Regions from separate parts of the Homo sapiens genome. Here region 1 is linked to region 2. The links are chromatin loops, found by intact Hi-C in ENCODE. Cell type or tissue: heart right ventricle. All regions are shown on one strand.

Region 1 (8,000 bases), 330 kb after region 2:
CTCCCTAGGGACAAGCCAGCTGAAGCCAGGCAGCCTTCCTCCTGTGTGTATTTTGGCACAGGGACGCCTGGTGCTCGTGCCTCTTCCTGTAACTCCTACCTGCAGCCAACTCCATTTTATCTCAAACTTACTGGGCATCCTAGCCTAACGGGTTCTGCCTGAGTGGGGCAGAGGTGATGGGGTGGGAACACCCAGAAGCAGTCTAAGGCATAGCTGTGCCCACCAAGGAGCTCATGAGGGACTACGTGGGGGACAGAAAAGACCCCTGGCGAACTTCCACCAGGCTCTTTATCTCCTGAGTGTCAACACCTACATCACCAAGACCAGGTGTCCACCTTACCAGTATGGAGAAGGCACTCATAATGGGCAAAGCTGGGCCTCGAGGCAGAGGAAAGAGGACTGAGGACTGCCGTGGCTGCGTGCAGCCATAAAAAACGAGCACGCAACAGGGACGTGTGCAAAGGTTACGTTACATTAGGGCTGGGCATGATGGCTCATGCCTGTAATCCCAGCACTTTGGGAGGCCAGGGTGAGCAGATCACTTGAGGTCAGGAGTTTGAGACCAGCCTGGCTAACATGGAGAACCCCTTTACTAAAATACAAAGAAATTAGGCAGGCATAGTGGTGCACCCCTCTAATCCCAGCTACTCAGGAGGCTGAGGCGGGAGAGTCGCGTGAACCTGGGAGGTGGAGGTTGCAGTGAGCCAAGATCACGCCACTGCACTCCAGCCTGGGCAATAGAGTGAGACTGTCTCAAAAAAAAAAAAAGTTACATTACATTGAAAGGCAAAAACAGAAGATGGTGATTTCAACTACTGCACTGTCTATATTGGGAAGGATTTATTTGTGTGTGTTCCTTTTCTACCCTGTTTTTAGAGACACGATTATTTAAAATGTGGCACAGAAAACAGGTACAATTTTGCTGTGCGATGTGCTGGAATTTAAAATGACTTAGTGGCTGCCACCCCATTTTTATCACCTACCAAATGCTATTCTGTGTTCCCAGAACACAGTTTGTCTCCCTGATAAACTATAGGCTCCCTGAAGGAACACTGAACCCCATTTGTTCATTAATTTGACAATAATTTATTGAGTACTATATGCCCAATGCCGTTTGGATTGCTAGGGGTACAGCGGTGAATGGAGCTCCCTAAGTGGCCTTCTGGGACTTCACATTCTATTTATCAGAGCTAATAAATAGGATAAACAAATAAAAAATGCAGTATGTTATATATGGACAGATGCAAAGTAGCAAAGTACACCAGGGAAAGGAGATAGGATAATAGGATAGCAGAAAGCTGACAGGGGACCACAGACACAGAGGGAGTGAGGAGCCAGTGAGGCAGACAGGGAGGGAACAGCATTTTGAGCAGAGGGAGGAGCAAATGTGGATGCCCTGGTGGAGCACGCTGGCTTCCCCAGGAACAGCAAGGCCAGTGCCTGTGCGGGGAGCGGGATGTGGGGGGAGAGGTCAGGAGCCTGTGGGGAGCTCACTAGTCACCATGAAGGCTCTGGCTTTTATCTGGAGTGCAACAGGAGCAGCACAGAAAGGCCATGAGTAGAGGAGTGACTGGATCTGACTTGTGTTCTCAGCAGGGACACTCTGGCTGCTACAGGAGAGCAGAGCATAGCGGGCAAAGCTCAGCAGCCAGGAGACCTGGCTTAGGTTTGTTACAGGAACCAGGCGAGAGCCGGCCCTGACTAGGGTAGCAGCAGTGGATGTGGTGACAGCAGTGTGAGCTCTGAACTTGTTTTGGAGGATCGGCTGCTGGACAGATGCTGGGCTGGAGAAAGAAGAGGATGACTGTGTGGGTGTGGTCACAGCAAACTGAAGCCTGGGGCTGCCTGTTCACTGGGAAAGGGAAGATTGTGGAGTCTAGGGGTAGGGTGCATTGGTGAGACTGGGGGTTCAGTTTCAATGTGGCGAGTTTGAGATTTTTTTTTTTTTTTGAGATGGAGTCTCGCTCTGTCGCCAGGCTGGAGTGCGGTGGCACAATGTTTGAGATCTTTTAGACACCCATGTAGAGACGCCACCTGGGCAACTGGAAAAGAGGATGGAACCAGGAAGGAGCAGCCAAGGTGGGCATTATGAGCACACACATGTCATTGAAAGCTGTGAACCTGGATGAGATCTCCCAGGGAGCGAGTACCGACACTGACCCACGGCTGCGGATACTTAAGCACGTACTCATTCACCAAACACATAAGCCGGGCCTACGCTGTGCCAGGCACTGTTCTGGTTACCGCAGATATTATAGTGCAGGACGCAAACACCCTAACCTGCAGGCCCTTACATTCTAGAAAGGGAAAGGCAGACAATGATACGACGTGTTCCAACTCTGGGAGCTGAGAGTGAGCGGCAAGAGAAACTGAGAAGGAACAGTTAGTGAGGGAAGAGGAACACCAGGCGAGCAGCTGCCTGAAAAGCCAAGGGAAGAAAGTTGTCTCCAGGAAGGAGTGAGTGATCAGCCCACCGTAACCACGAGATCATAAAGAGAAGGACCGGCCAGGTGCAGTGGCTCATGCCTGTAATCCCAGCACTTTGGGAGGCCGAGGTGGGCGGATCACCCGAGGTCAGGAGTTTGAGACTAGCCTGGCCAATAGGGTGAGACGCCATCTCTACTAATAATACAAAAAAATTAGCCAGGCGTGGTGGCGCACGCCTGTAATCCCAGCTACTCAGGAGGCTGAGGAAGGAGAATCGCTTGAACTTGGGAGGCGGAGGTTGCAGTGAGCCAAGATTGCACCACTGCACTCCAGCCTGGGCGACAAGAGCAAAACTCCATCTCCAAAAAAAAAAAAGAAAAAGAAAAACAGGCCAGGTGCAGTGGCTCACGCCTGTAATCCCAGCATTTTGGGAGGTTGAGGCGGGCAGATCACGAGGTCAGGAGATCGAGACCATCCTGGCTAACACAGTGAAACCCCGTCTCTACTAAAAATACAAAAAATTAGCCAGGTGTGGTGGTGGGCGCCTGTAGTCCCAGCTCCTTGGGAGGCTGAGGCAGAAGAATGGTGTGAACCTGGGAGGAGGCGGAGCTTGCAGTGAGCCAAGATCACGCCACTGCACTCCAGCCTGGGCGACAGAGCGAGACTCCATCTCCAAAATAAAAAAAAGAAAAACACCAGCAAGACAGAGAGGCTCCTCTTTCCATTACTTGTCAGTGGGTCATTGTGGCCCACCTCCTCTCCTGGCCTGCACACTCTCCCCATCCTCCTCTGGCAAGGTCCTCAGAAGGTTCTAGAGTCTTCCTGGACTACCTCACATTCACATTCATCAGCTCAGCTAACCTGACCACAGGTGGCCTTTTCCAACTGTTAAATCCACGATTTTTACACCTCTAATTTTTTTTAAAGTGGCAGGATCTTTATTTAAATAAAGTCTTCAGAGAACTTCAATACGTACATAACAACACAGAAAGTAGAGACATTTTGGTCGAAGCCTCACAGGTTTCTGAGAAATCTGTCCAAGCTTTGGGTTCGTGAGATCGTCTGAAACCACAGGTCCAGAGCCTCTGCTCCGCAAAGAACCGCCACGGGGGCCCCTGGTTTTTAAAGATTTACTGCCTCCAGCCTATATACCTGGACACAGAATTTTGGGGGACAAAGGCTGTCTCACTCATGCCATCTCCCAGGGTGCCTCCCTCGGGCACAGGCTCCAGGAACACTTGTGTACCAGTGAGGTATCCTCTATGGTTTCCCAGGCATCTCCAACCTCCACGAAGGCTGCCACTGCTGACAACACCCTACAATTGCCTCCGCCCCCTCAGATCACTCAAGCAGCCTGCTGAAGCCCCTTCCTCTCAGACTTTGCCCACTCACCCCAAAGAAACCTAGAATCTCAGGGATTCTCTTCTCATCTACTCACCACTCCAGATAGATGGAGTTTGCGCACAGGGTACCCCAGGACTTGAAATGAGGGCTCCCTTTCGAGAATGAAATCAGAAGACCCATTAGACAGTGGAAGAGGTCAGCCATTTAGAGCAGGGATCCACCGGAGAGGACCAGGAGACTCGGGACACGCTCAAGTCCAAGCAGCACACTCGGTCTCAGGGAGCCAGGACTGGAATGTGACTCAAGCTGAAACTTGAGACAGTTAAAACTGTGATCTACGTGAAGGGGTGAGGCCTGCCTCGAGATCAGAAAACGGGGGGCTCAAATTTAGGCAAATAAACAAAAGCAACTACACACACACGCAAACACACAGAGAGCTCTCTCTGAAGGATACAAACCAAATTAAGAGTGGTATAGCAGTGAACACAAAGAAAAACTTTGTGAGGGGTGAGTGGAGTGTGACTAAAGGAGTACATAATACGCTGCCTTTTTTCTTTGTTTCTTTTTTTTTTTTTTTTTTTTTTTTAGACAGTCTAGCTCAGTTGCCCAGGCTGGAGTACAGTAGTACAATCTGATTGGAGTACAATCAGAATTTACTGCAACCTCAAATTCTTGGGCTCAAGTGATCCTCTTGCCTTAGCCTCTAGTCTTAGTAGGGACTAGAGGTGCACACCAACATGCCCAGTTAATTTAAAAAATTTTTCTAGAGATGGAGTCTCCTTATGTTGCTCAGGTTGGTCTCGAACACCTAGCCTCAGGCAATCTTCCCACTTTGGCATCCTAAAGTGCTGGGAATGACAGGTCTGTGAGCCACTGTGCCTAGCCAAGGCTTTTTTCTTTATGCAAAAAAGCACACCTGTCATCCCAGAACTTTGGGAGGCCCAGGTGGGAGGACTGCTTGCACCCAGGAGTTGGAGACTAGCTTGGGCAACACAGTGAAAACCTGTCTCTACAAAAAATTTAAGAATTAGCCTGGTGTGGAGATGCACACCTGTGGTCCCAGCTACTCAGGAGGCTGTGGCAGGAGGACTGCTTGAGCCTGGGAGTTTGAGGTTGCAGTGAGCTATGATGGCGCCATGGTACTCCAGCCTGGGCAGGGACTCTGTCTCAAAAAACAAAAACAAAAGCACACCTGCTTTTTGAGAGCCCTACTCTCAGGAGAGCCTCCAGCCACCTCGTTGGCCATCATTCTATGGCTCTAGTTTCAAACACACATTTCAGACAAGTTGGTACAAGGAGACGTGCACTCCTACCTATTCACTTCTTCAAGAAGCATTTCCTGAGCGCCTGTAAACTATGCTTGGCATGGAGAGGTGAACAGAGGACTAGGCTTGGTCTCTGCCCTGCTGGACTACATTCCAGTCTCATCCTAATTCTGTCTGCTGGGTCATGTGTGGTTGGCAGAATGATGCCCCTCACCCTAATCCCTGGAACCCGTGAATGTTTTGTTACATGGCAAAGGGGAATGAAGGTTACAGATGAAATTAAGGTTGCTCATCAGCGGACTCAAAAAGAGATTATCCTGGACTGAGTAGCCCAATATAATCATGAGGGTCCTTGAATGGGGAAGAGGCAGATGAGCCGGAACCCAGGACAGTATCTGAGAAAGACTCTACTAGCCACTGCTGGCTTTGAAGATGGAAGGAGGCCACAAGCCAAGAAATGCAGGCAGCCTCTAGGAGCTGGGCAAGTCAAGAAAATAGATTTTCCCCTAGAGCTTCCAGGAAGGAACACAGCCCTGCCAACAGCTTGATTTTAGCTCAGTGAGACCCATTTTGGACCTCTGACCTCCAGAACTGTAAAATAATAAATTTGGGTTTTGTTTTGTTTTTAGAGAGGGTCTCGTTCTGTCGTCCAGGCTGGAGTGCAGTGGTGTGATCATAGCTCATTGCAGCCTTGAACTCCTGGGCTGAAACAATCCTCCTGTCTCAGCCTCCCAAGTGGCTGGGACTACAGGCACAAGCGATGTGTGTTGTTTTTTTTTTTTTTTTTTGAGACGGAGTTTCGCTCTGTCGCCCAGGCTGGAGTGCAGTGGCGCGATCTCGACTCACTGCAAGCTCCGCCTCCCGGGTTCACGCCATTCTCCTGCCTCAGCCTCCCGTGTAGCTGGGACTACAGGCGTGCGCCACCATGCCCGGCTAATTTTTGTATTTTTAGTAGAGACGGGGTTTCACCGTGTTAGCCAGGATGGTCTCGATCTCCTGACCTCGTGATCCGCCCGTCTCAGCCTCCCAAAGTGCTGGGATTACAGGCGTGAGCCACCGCGCCCGGCCCGATGTGTGTTGTTTTAAGCCATTAGATTTGTGTGATTTGTTACAGCAGCAAATAGGAAACTGACATAAGGACCATGGGGAAGAAGGAACCATTTCTTTGAGAAATGGTTTTCCCTTTTGGAAAAAGGAATGGACATCTGCCCTTCTATACAAGTTATTTTTGTAAGGGCCAAATAAACTGTATGTAAGCTTCTTTTTTTTTTTTTTTTTTGGAGACAGAGTTTCACTCTGTTGCCCAGGCTGGAGTGCAGTGGCGCAATCTCGGCTCACTGCAACTTCCACCTCCCAGGTTCAAGCAATTCTCCTGCCTCAGCCTCCCAAGTAGCTGGGATTACAGGCGCCTGCCACCACACCTGGCTAATTTTTATATTTTTAGTAGAGATGAGGTTTCGCCATATCGGCCAGGTTGGTCTCAAACTCCCGACCTCAGGTGATCTGCCCGCCTCAGCCTGCCAAAGTGCTGGGATTACAGGCGTGAGCCACCACGACTTGCCTTGTATGTAAGCTTCTTAAACTCAGTAGGAGCCCAAACAACACAAGCACTTACTGCTGTTATGAGGCAATTTACTGAGCTGGTGTCCCCTGGAGGTGTCTGTCCACTGCTCATCTTATCTATTCTCTGGACACCTAACTGAATTGCTGAGTGGCCCCATCTGGGCCTCAGCTCCACCAGGGTAAGGTGGGCACCCCTCAGGCTCTAGCTAGAACAAACTGCATGTGTGGAAATCAGTATCAGGCTTCTGGGAAACACTGGCCTACCCGGACCCAGTGACCAATTCCAGGAAACAAGGAAACACTAAGAAAAGCCCACCTGGTCAGGTGCGGTGGCTCACGCCTGTAATCCTAGCAGTTTGGGAGGCTGAGGCAGGTGGATCACCTGAGGTCAGGAGTTCGAGACCAGCCTGGCCAACATGGCGAAACCCTGTCTCTACTAAAAATACAAAAATTAGCTGGGCATGGTGGCACACGCCTGTAATCCCAGCTACTCAGGAGGGTGAGGCAGGAGAATCGCTTGAACCTGGGAAGCAGAGGATGCACTGAACCGAGATCGCGCCACTGCACTCCAGCCTGGGCGACAGAGCAAGACTCTTGTCTCAAAAAATAAAAAATAAAAAAATAGGCCAGGCGTGGTGTACTTTGCGAGGCCAAGGCAGTTGGATCACCTGAGGTCAAGAGTTTGAGACCAACCTGGCCAACATGGGAAAACCCTGTCTCTACTAAAAATACAAAAATTAGCCGGGTATGGTGGCGCACGCCTGTAATCCCAGCTACTAGGGAGGGTGAGGCAGGAGAATTGCTTGAACCTGGGAGGCAGAGGTTGTAGTGAGCCGGGCTTGTGCTACTACATGCCAGCCTGGGCAACAGAGCAAGATTCCGTCTCAAAAAACAAACAAACAGAAAAAGAAAAGCTCAGCTTTCAGGCCAGCCTTCCTCATCATTCAGATCCCCTGCCCCGGCCCCGTGTACCAGGAAACCTGAGCACCACCCACCCCACCCACCCCACCCACCCCTACTGTGGGCTCTGCCATAGAGCAGCCTCTCTGAGGCCTGGCCCAGGAGCGCTGCCTGCGAGGTCCCTACTGTGCTTCCCTCTCAGGAGGGCTCACCTGGAGAGGGGCTCTCCGCCCGGGGAAGGCCTCCTTCTGCCACTTCCCTGTCTTTGGGTGAGTCCTTGCTGTCTGGGCCCCTGAGCTGGGTGTGGGAGAAGAGCTGCAAGACGAAGCCGGCGGGGAAGCTGCCGTCAGTGAAGTGTCGGACCTCGGCTGGTGCTGCGAAAGTCTCCGTGGGCGAGTCTGGCGATGGGGGCTCTGGAAGGGAGGACGGGATGGAACTGTGAGTGAAAAAGCCTCAGGAGCTGCAGGCGCCCTGCGCCCAGGCCCTGCTCCATCCTCACTG
Region 2 (8,000 bases):
TGCTCCGCGTGTATCACCTCATTCAATTATTTTATTTTATTTTTTGAGATGGAATTTCACTCTTTTTGCGCAGGCTGGAGTGCAATGGCTCGATCTTGGCTCACTGCAACCTCCACCTCCCGGGTTCAAGCGATTCTCCTGCCTCAGCCTCCTGAGTAGCTGGGATTACAGACATGCACCACCATGCCTGGATAATTTTTGTATTTTTAGTAGAGATGGGGTTTCACCATATTGGCCAGGCTGGTCTCGAACTACTGACCTCAAGTGATCTGCCCGCCACGGCCTCCCAAAGTGCTGGGATTACAGGCGTCAGCAACTGCGCCTGGCCATCTCATTCAATTATTAACACAACAAGTGCAATTTTTATCCCCATTGTATGGTTGGAAACAGAGCCCTAGGTTAGGTGAGCCACCTGCCCGAGATTACTTGCTTGTGGGGAGCTGGGGTTTGAAGCTGCGATTTGGTTGCTTACAGTGGGGTGTGTTGGTGAGACAGCAGGCCTGGTGACCCATAACCCTAGGCAAGTCTCTGACCCACCTAATCCTCAGTTTCTACCTCTGTGAAATGGGATAGATGATATTGGCACTGTACCTGCTGGTGGCCTTGCTGTGAAGATGCAAGGAGTCCCCGCGTGATTTTAGCACGCAGTAGGTGCTCCTCAGTGTGGGTTCCTGGTACTGGGTCAGCAGTCATCGTGCTGCAGGCTGCCCCTGGAGGTGGAGGGAGGTCGATAGGGAAGGCCCTGGCCCCTGGGCCCTGGCTGGGTCCCTCTGCAGTGGGCAGCCTCGCTGTGACCTCCCCGGCCCCTACTTGTTCCAGGGGTGGCTGTGAAGGTGGAGGAGCCCAGGTATAAAAAGGACAAGCAGCTCAATGAGAAAATCTCCCTGCTCCGCAGCGACATCACCAAGCTGGAGGTGGACGCCATCGTCAACGCCGGTGAGTGGCTGGCCTGAACCAGAGACCTGGTGGCCGCCCTGTTGCCTTTGCTCTGCTCTGCTGTGCCAGGCCTGGGTGGACGCCACCTGGCTCCAGTGAGGCTCGGGTTGCTGGCAAGGACAGCCTGCTGGCGCCATGGCAGCCCAACGTGTCGGCCACTCGGGCTCCTCTTCCCTTGAAACCCTGACCTGCTGTGTCGGGGGCGCCTTGCTCCACTGAGACCCATTAGTGGCCGGGGAAGGGGGAGAGCTGGGCTGAAACTGGGCTGCCCTGCCAGGAAGGCAGAGGCCACAGCGGGGAGGTCTGACCTTGGGGGGCCACAGAAGCCCCAACCAGCACCTGCCTTCCTCTGCCTTTGGCCTGGCCTGCCCCCGCTTCAGACCTGGGCGGGTGAGGGAGCTTGTCGAGGGATAGTGGGGGCAGAGAGGTCCCCTGCCATGCCCTGGCAGCTTTCCAGAGCCTAGAAACAGGAGCTGCTCAGCTTCCTGCGCTCGCCTCTTGCTGGCTTGGCAGTTTATTGTGATGAGTATGGGAGCCGGCTGCCTCTTTGTGGGAGGGAGGAAGGGGGCTGCTACTCCACACAGCTAGTGGTTGTCTGGCAAGGTCAAAGGCGCCAGGAAAGGACTTTGGCATGGGGTGCCAAGGGCTGGTTAAGTCGAGCAGGTGGCTTGTGGAACAGGTTGAGTGGCGGCTGAACCCCGGCCCTCGCCCGCCTGCTCGCTTGCTCCTTTGCTTACCTGGCATCTGCACCAAGCATTGGAGGAAGGGGGGCCTCTTTCTCAGACCCTGAATATGGGGGGCAGGTCCTCTCGTCTTGGGCTCCAGCTCACAGGGAAAACCCTGCTGTGCCAGCCCCTCCCTAACCTGTGCAGGCCCAGGGCACCCCCAGGAGCTTCTCGAGTCTCCTTCGTCCCCACTTTGCGCTTGTAGCGGTCGTGCCTGGCCCCAGCGCTGTCCCCCAGTGACTCTGGGGCATGGTGGTGCTGATGCTGTGAGCATTTCCGTTAATCTCTGTGAGTGACAGGCTCTAGGATCCGGAGAGGGGAGTTCACTCGGCCGCCCCGGGCCTGGTCCGTGGGGTCTGAGTTGTGTTTCCTGAAGCAACCTTGCTCTATGCGTCTTCCCACTGTTGACTGCAAAGCTGGATAGTCATATGGGGGTGCCTTGCCCGCACATTCCCTGTCTAGGCACACAGGTGACAGGTTACACGTAGGCAGGAGTTTCTGCTCAGTGTGGCTGGCTGAGGGCAGCAGGGAGAGCTAGGGTCACCTTGGGCTTCTGCAGGTGGTTCTGGTGTGTTTCTCTAGGGCCACTAGGATGAGAACTGCTAGTCCATCTGAGGACACACAGCTAAGACAAAGCCACATCTGGGTTGGCAGACATTACAGCGGCCTAGGGGAGAAGGGCGTTCTTGCTGCCTGTGCCCAGGAGGGGCTGGCCTGGAGCAGAAGGGCAGAGCCTTGGGGCTGTGGCTGAGGGGGCAGTCAGGCAGGCCAGTGGGTACTCCAGCCCTGCCAGTCACTGGCAAGCGTGTGAGAGGTACTGCAGCGGTACCTTCTTGCTGAGCTGCAAAGTGGCCGGAGGGAAAATGAGGCATCTTGTGAGCTCTGTCCCCCTTGGGTTGGTGGTTCGCTGCAACATGGGCCAGGAGAAAGGGTGCAGGGACCAAGGTGGGGTGTTGATGGGTTCAGATGGAATGGGGGCGCTCCGGAGGCTGCACCCGGGCTGTGGGCGTGATTAACACTGCTTCCTAAGTGCCCTTGGGAGTCGCCAGGTTTTGGATGCAGCAGCTCCATCAGAAGCGGTTTAGTGCCAGCTCCATTTGCACCAGGGCCAGGGCTGGGGCAGTGCTGGCTGAGTTTCTCTGTGGACTCCCCTTCTCTGTGTCCTTGCCTAGGCCTCTGTTTCCTCCTCTGCAAAATGAGGGTGGTGAAGAAACCACCCGTCAGGTTACTGGGGGCACTCGGAGCTGATGCACGTGACGTGCAAATGACGGTCACTCAGCACCTGGCGGGAATCGGGGCTCAGCACCTCGCACTGGTGCTGAAACTGGTGTCATCAGCGCCGTTCTGGGCATCACCCCTGTCCCAGCGGTGCCGAGGGACATGGTACCTCCTGCAAATGATCAGCTTTCACCTCCCCCTGCTTGCCTCAGTTTACCCATACACCTCTTGGTGTGTTCTCCTGGGATCTTTTTGTTCTAGACTCTCACAGCCAGGAGGACCCGGTACCCGCCTGGAATCCCAGGGAATGACGGAGGCAGGGTCTGAACACGGGCTTCCCACACAGAGCCCGAGTCTCCTTTCAGCCGTCCAGGGCTTTGTGGAACCCCAGCGTTCAAAGTGGCTTTGGCACTGGTCAGGCCTCCAGGGTCCTGGGTGGCCTTGGCTCCCACCCCAGCCCCTGTGCCCACCAGGGGGCAGCAGAGATTGCAGTTCCCAGGAGCCCATATATCAGCCTGTTTATTAGTGGAATAAAAGTCGTTGGCAACGGCAGGGCTTTTCGGGGCTGCATAAATCTGCGTCTGTGCCTCGTGAAACCCATATGTGCTTAATTCATATGTAAAGTTTCAAGCAGGAAGAGAATACGTGTCCATTAAATTCTATTTGACTTGATTATAATCATTAGCCGTGAATAATTGCTTCTCAGTGCCTACCACGGAGCCACCACAATAAGCCAGAGGAGAGAGCAATTATCTTGGGGTGGGGATTTTTAAATTTATATTTTTGAAGCCAGGAGCAGTGCTGGCCCCGCGGGCGTCAGTGGCCCATGGAGAACGCCGTGGGTCACACTGGGCTGGGAGCTTGAGATCTGGCCGCCCGCCGGAGCTTCTGGATTTTGTTGTGGGGAACAGTTCTCTTTGTTCCTGCTGCCATATGGGAGGGGCTGTCGCTGCCTGGGCTTGGGTCCAGCTGCAGGGATGTGGAGGGGAAGGGTGCAGTGGGAGCTAGGAGAGGGCTGTGAGGGAAAGGGGGCGGGGAGAGCTCCCAACCCCCCACCCTCCTCCATCCTGAAAAGCTGTGGGGTTGAAGGGGTCTCCAGCCAGGCTGTGGGCATCTCTCTTGCCACTCAGCAGGGCCCTGGGGATCCTTGGAGAGGGCAGTTGCCAGGTGTCCCCCTGCCCGCCCCCCTCACTCTTTCCCCTCCCTGAAGAGGCATCTGCCTGTGACCTCCGTCAGGCCATTGAGAATCGGACCCTGGGCGGGACGTAGTAGCTCACTCCTGTAATCCCAGCACCGTGGGAGGCCGAGACGAGAGGATCACTTGAGCTCGGGAGTTTGAGACCAGCCTGGCCAACATAGTGAGACTCTATCTCTACAAAAAAAAAAATAATACGGCATGGTGGTGTGTGCCTATAATCCCAGCTACTCAGGAGGCTGAGGCAGGAGGATTGCTTGAACCTGGGAGGTTGAGGCTGCAGTGAGCCATGGTTGTGCCACTGCACTCCAGCCTGGGTGACAGAGTGAGACCCTATCTAAAATATATATATATATATAATAGAACATCAGATTCTGGGCCAGGTACGATGGCTCACACCTGTAATCCCAGAACTTTGGGAGGCTGAGACAGGCGGATCACTTGAGGTCAGGAGTTTCGAGACTAGCCTGGCCAACATGGCGAAATCCCATCTCTACTAAAAATACAAAAATTAGCCAGGCGTGATGGCATGCACCTGTAATCCCAGCTACTTGGGAGGCTGAGGTAGGAGAATCACTTGAACCCAGGAGGCTGAGGCAGGAGGATTGCTTGAACCTGGGAGGTCAAGGCTGCAGTGAGCCATGATTGTGTTACTGCCTTCCAGCCTGGGCAACAGAGTGAGACTCCATCTCAAAAAAAAAAAAAGAAAGAAAGAAAATCAGACTCTGAGGCTGCAGGCGGTGGCTCACTCTTGTAATCCCAGCACTTTGAGAGGCTGAGGCAGGAAGATTGCTTGAGCCCAGGAGTTTGAGACCAACTTGAGCAACACAGTGGCACCCTATCTCTACCAAAAAAAAAATTAAAAAAGATTAGTAGGGTGTGGTGGTGCATGCCTGTAGTCCAGCTACTTGGGAGGCTGAAGTGGGAGGACTGCTTGAGCCTGGGAGGTCGAGGCTGCAGTGAGCTGTGACTGTGCCATTGCACTGCAGCCTGGGCAACAGAGTGAGATGCTGTCTCAAAAAACAAATAAAAATAAGAAAATCAGATTCTGTTTCCCTACTGATCTCCTGGCATTTGAAATTCAGGACTGGTTTCCACTCTTACATTATTGGGCTATGAGATGTGATTGGGATGTGTGTGATGGTGTGTGTGTGAGGTCAGGAGTTTGGCCTGTGTGTGTGATGTGTGCGGTGCGTGTGTTTGTGATGTAGCATGTTTGTGTCTGTGCTTGTGTGATGCGTGGGGTGTGTGTGATAGAGTGTGTGTGTGAGGTCAGGAGTTTGGCCTATGTGTGTGGGGTGTGCGTATGCATTTGTATGATGTGTGTGATGCGTGTGTGTGCGTGATGTGTGTGTGTCTGTGCTTGTGTGATGCATGGGGTGTGGGTGATGGAGGGTGTGTGTGGTGTGATGTGTGTTTGTATGGGATGTGGTGGGAGTGAGGTGGGAGGTTGGGCAGAAGCATAGAAGTGGGGATGCCTGGCTGGCGGGTGGCAGGGCTTGAAGTTGCAGGGACGGAACAAACCCCCACACCCTCAGGCACAGTGCAGGCCTCCCTGGGCCCTGTCCCCGTGGGCTGCCAGCTGAGGCCACTTGCTTGGGTAGCACCCGGGAGAGTCTCAGGTTCCTGCCATCTGTGTCGGCCACGGCTCCTGCCCACAGGAGCATGGCGCATCCGTCTTAATGAAATTGGGCTGCCATGTGCAGGAGATAAGCCAGGGAGCCCCCGCAGGCCCCCTCTTCTGGAGGAGGAGGTTCTCAGAGCCGGTGCCTGCCTCTCCAGCCTTGCCTATGACCTCAGTCCTGTGTCTGGGGAGAGCGCCGGTCTCAGGGTATCCACTAGGGGGTGCTGTGGCTGCCAGGGTGTTTATGTCTCCTTTTTACCACGGGGGTGCAGTGACCTTGACTAGGCCACCTCCCTGCCCTTGAGTTTCCTGGTGCACCAGACCTGTGTGTGTGGACTTCTTGTTCCTGACAGATAGCAGAGTCCTGGGCAGGACATGTCCGGGCACAAAGAAAGATCCCCATTCTTGGCCAGGCACGGTGGCTCACGCCTGTTATCCTAGCACTTTGGGAGGCCGAGGCGGGCGGATCGCTTGAGGTCAGGAGTTTGAGAGCAGCCTGGCCAACATGGTGAAACCTGGTCTCTACTAAAAATACAAAAATTAGCCGGACACAGTGGCATGCGCCTGTAGTCCCAGCTAGTCAGGAGGCTGCGGCAGAAGAATTGCTTGAACCTGGGAGGTGGAGGTTGCGGTGAGCCGAGATTGTGCCACTGCACTCCATCCTGGTTGCTGGGTGACAGAGCAAGATTCCATCTCAAAAAAAAAGAAAAATCCCCATTCTTGGCCAACCCAGGGGTCCAGCTGCCTGGCTTTGGCCTTCATGTCATAAGAGGACAGGGCAGAGATGGATGAAAGGCTTTGTGCAAAGATGGAAGGGATCTTTTGTTTCAATGCCAGCCCAGAGCAGTGAGCATGGGCTGTGCGCACCGTGGCCAGGAGCAGGTCAGGGTCCCAGCACCCCTGCTGGCCACTCCGTGGCCTCTACTTCCTCATCTGAGAAATGGCATCAGCATCAGTTCCACCGAAGGGCAGGGGTGAGGAGGACAGGAGTTCAGGCCTGTCCAGCCCTGGGCCCAGGGCCTGGCACACGGAGAGTCCCCAGGAAATGATTACTGGGAAGTCAGGAGCGAGAGCTACTAAGCAGAGTATAATGTGACAAAGTGCTAGGAGCAAGGTCTGAACAAAGTGCCACGCAACGCCGCAGGGACCAATTAATTCTGCAAGGAGGTGGCGGGAGGCGAGGCGGGTCAGCTAGCCTTTGAGGGGCCCAGGTGTGCGGCGGGGACGGGTGGGAAGCCATGTTTCACAGCGACAAGCCGACCTCGCAGGGAGATTTTTAAGCCGCTTATTTATTTAAAATAAGTCATGAAGTGGCGCTCTATCTCCTTAAGTCTTGGGGCTTTGATTTGTGAGAATCTGCTGGCCGCTTATCACCGCCCTCCTCCCAAGCACCGGCAGCCCCTGCCTCATCCTCTCCTGCCGCCTGGAGGGCCCAGCAGAGCCTGGCCTGGTGAGAAGGAGCAGGCCAGAACCTGAGTGGCCACCTGAGCGGCCACCCGCCCCTGCGTCCGGCTGTCCCTGGGCACTGCTTGGAGTCAGTGATTTAGAGACCGCCTTGATGGACTACCAAGCAGGGGCCCCGCAGGGATGCGGACTGCCTTGTGGGAAGTGATCTGACGCTGAACTGTCGCCGTAAATCGCTTTATCTGTCACTTCAGATTTTAATGTGTTTGCTGAGGCTTGCCGGCCACCACGACAGCAGAAACCTCTCCGCAGTGGGCAGGGGAGATGGCCGGGCCAGCGACGAGTCCAGGGCTGGCTGTACAGCAGACTTTGCAGCTGGAACCTGTTAGCAACATGGGCCTGGCCCTGGGCTCCCTCCTCCTCGGGGAAGCCAAGCGCAGGTGGGGCCGGGCTCCCTCCTCCTCGGGGAAGCCAAGAGCAGGTGGGGCCGGGCCACTTTCCGGTGCCCTGGCCACTCTGGATGTGCTCAGTGCTCTCAGAGGCCCGAGAGGCAGGCAGGATTGTTACCCCATTTTCGGGGATCAGATAACAAGCCCCACCTCGGCAGGTGACTGAGCCAGAATTCGAACTCAGGCACTTTCATCCATGCAACATACATAGATGATACGGCTGCTGTGCACCACGCCGTGGGGTGGGCCTGGGCTGCAAAGGACACAGTCTCTAATTCCGGATAAGGGGTAACACATGTGAATGGAAAAGGAACCATGGTGCATGAGAGGCAGGAGTCTGGCCTACAGGGGAGGGAAGCAGTGGGGAAGGCTGCCTGGAGGAGAGGGTGCTTGGGTTGGACGGGGTGCTAAGTCAGAAGTCGGGGCAAGAGCATTCTGTGGGGAGAGAG

Evidence for each region. A loop is a pair of places that touch in the nucleus more often than their neighbours do. Peaks named below come from ENCODE experiments on the same cell type or tissue, not always from the same donor. Only the 100,000 strongest peaks of a DNase experiment are listed, where the experiment ranks them.
Region 1: it touches region 2 in a loop (5-fold over the local background); 86 of 110 quality-filtered maps call a loop at or near these places.

What each region holds. Positions count from the first base shown.
Region 1 is chr11:63,818,714-63,826,713 of GRCh38, reverse strand. It overlaps SPINDOC (spindlin interactor and repressor of chromatin binding), which reads right to left. Exons shown (of 6, transcript NM_138471.3): 5 at 7,712-7,912. Among named protein-coding and RNA genes, the nearest start is that of SPINDOC, 9.3 kb to the right of the region's middle. In heart right ventricle, no CTCF peak of the experiment used is centred here; no DNase peak of the experiment used is centred here.
Region 2 is chr11:64,144,175-64,152,174 of GRCh38, reverse strand. It overlaps MACROD1 (mono-ADP ribosylhydrolase 1), which reads left to right. Exons shown (of 11, transcript NM_014067.4): 3 at 820-936. Among named protein-coding and RNA genes, the nearest start is that of MACROD1, 18 kb to the left of the region's middle. RefSeq lists an enhancer at 5,707-6,208. In heart right ventricle, CTCF peaks have their summits at 3,148, 3,347 (motif pointing right), 5,720 and 5,921 (motif pointing right); DNase peaks (open chromatin) are centred at 1,034, 3,354, 3,784 and 5,922; H3K4me3 peaks cover 581 bases; H3K27ac peaks cover 2,482 bases.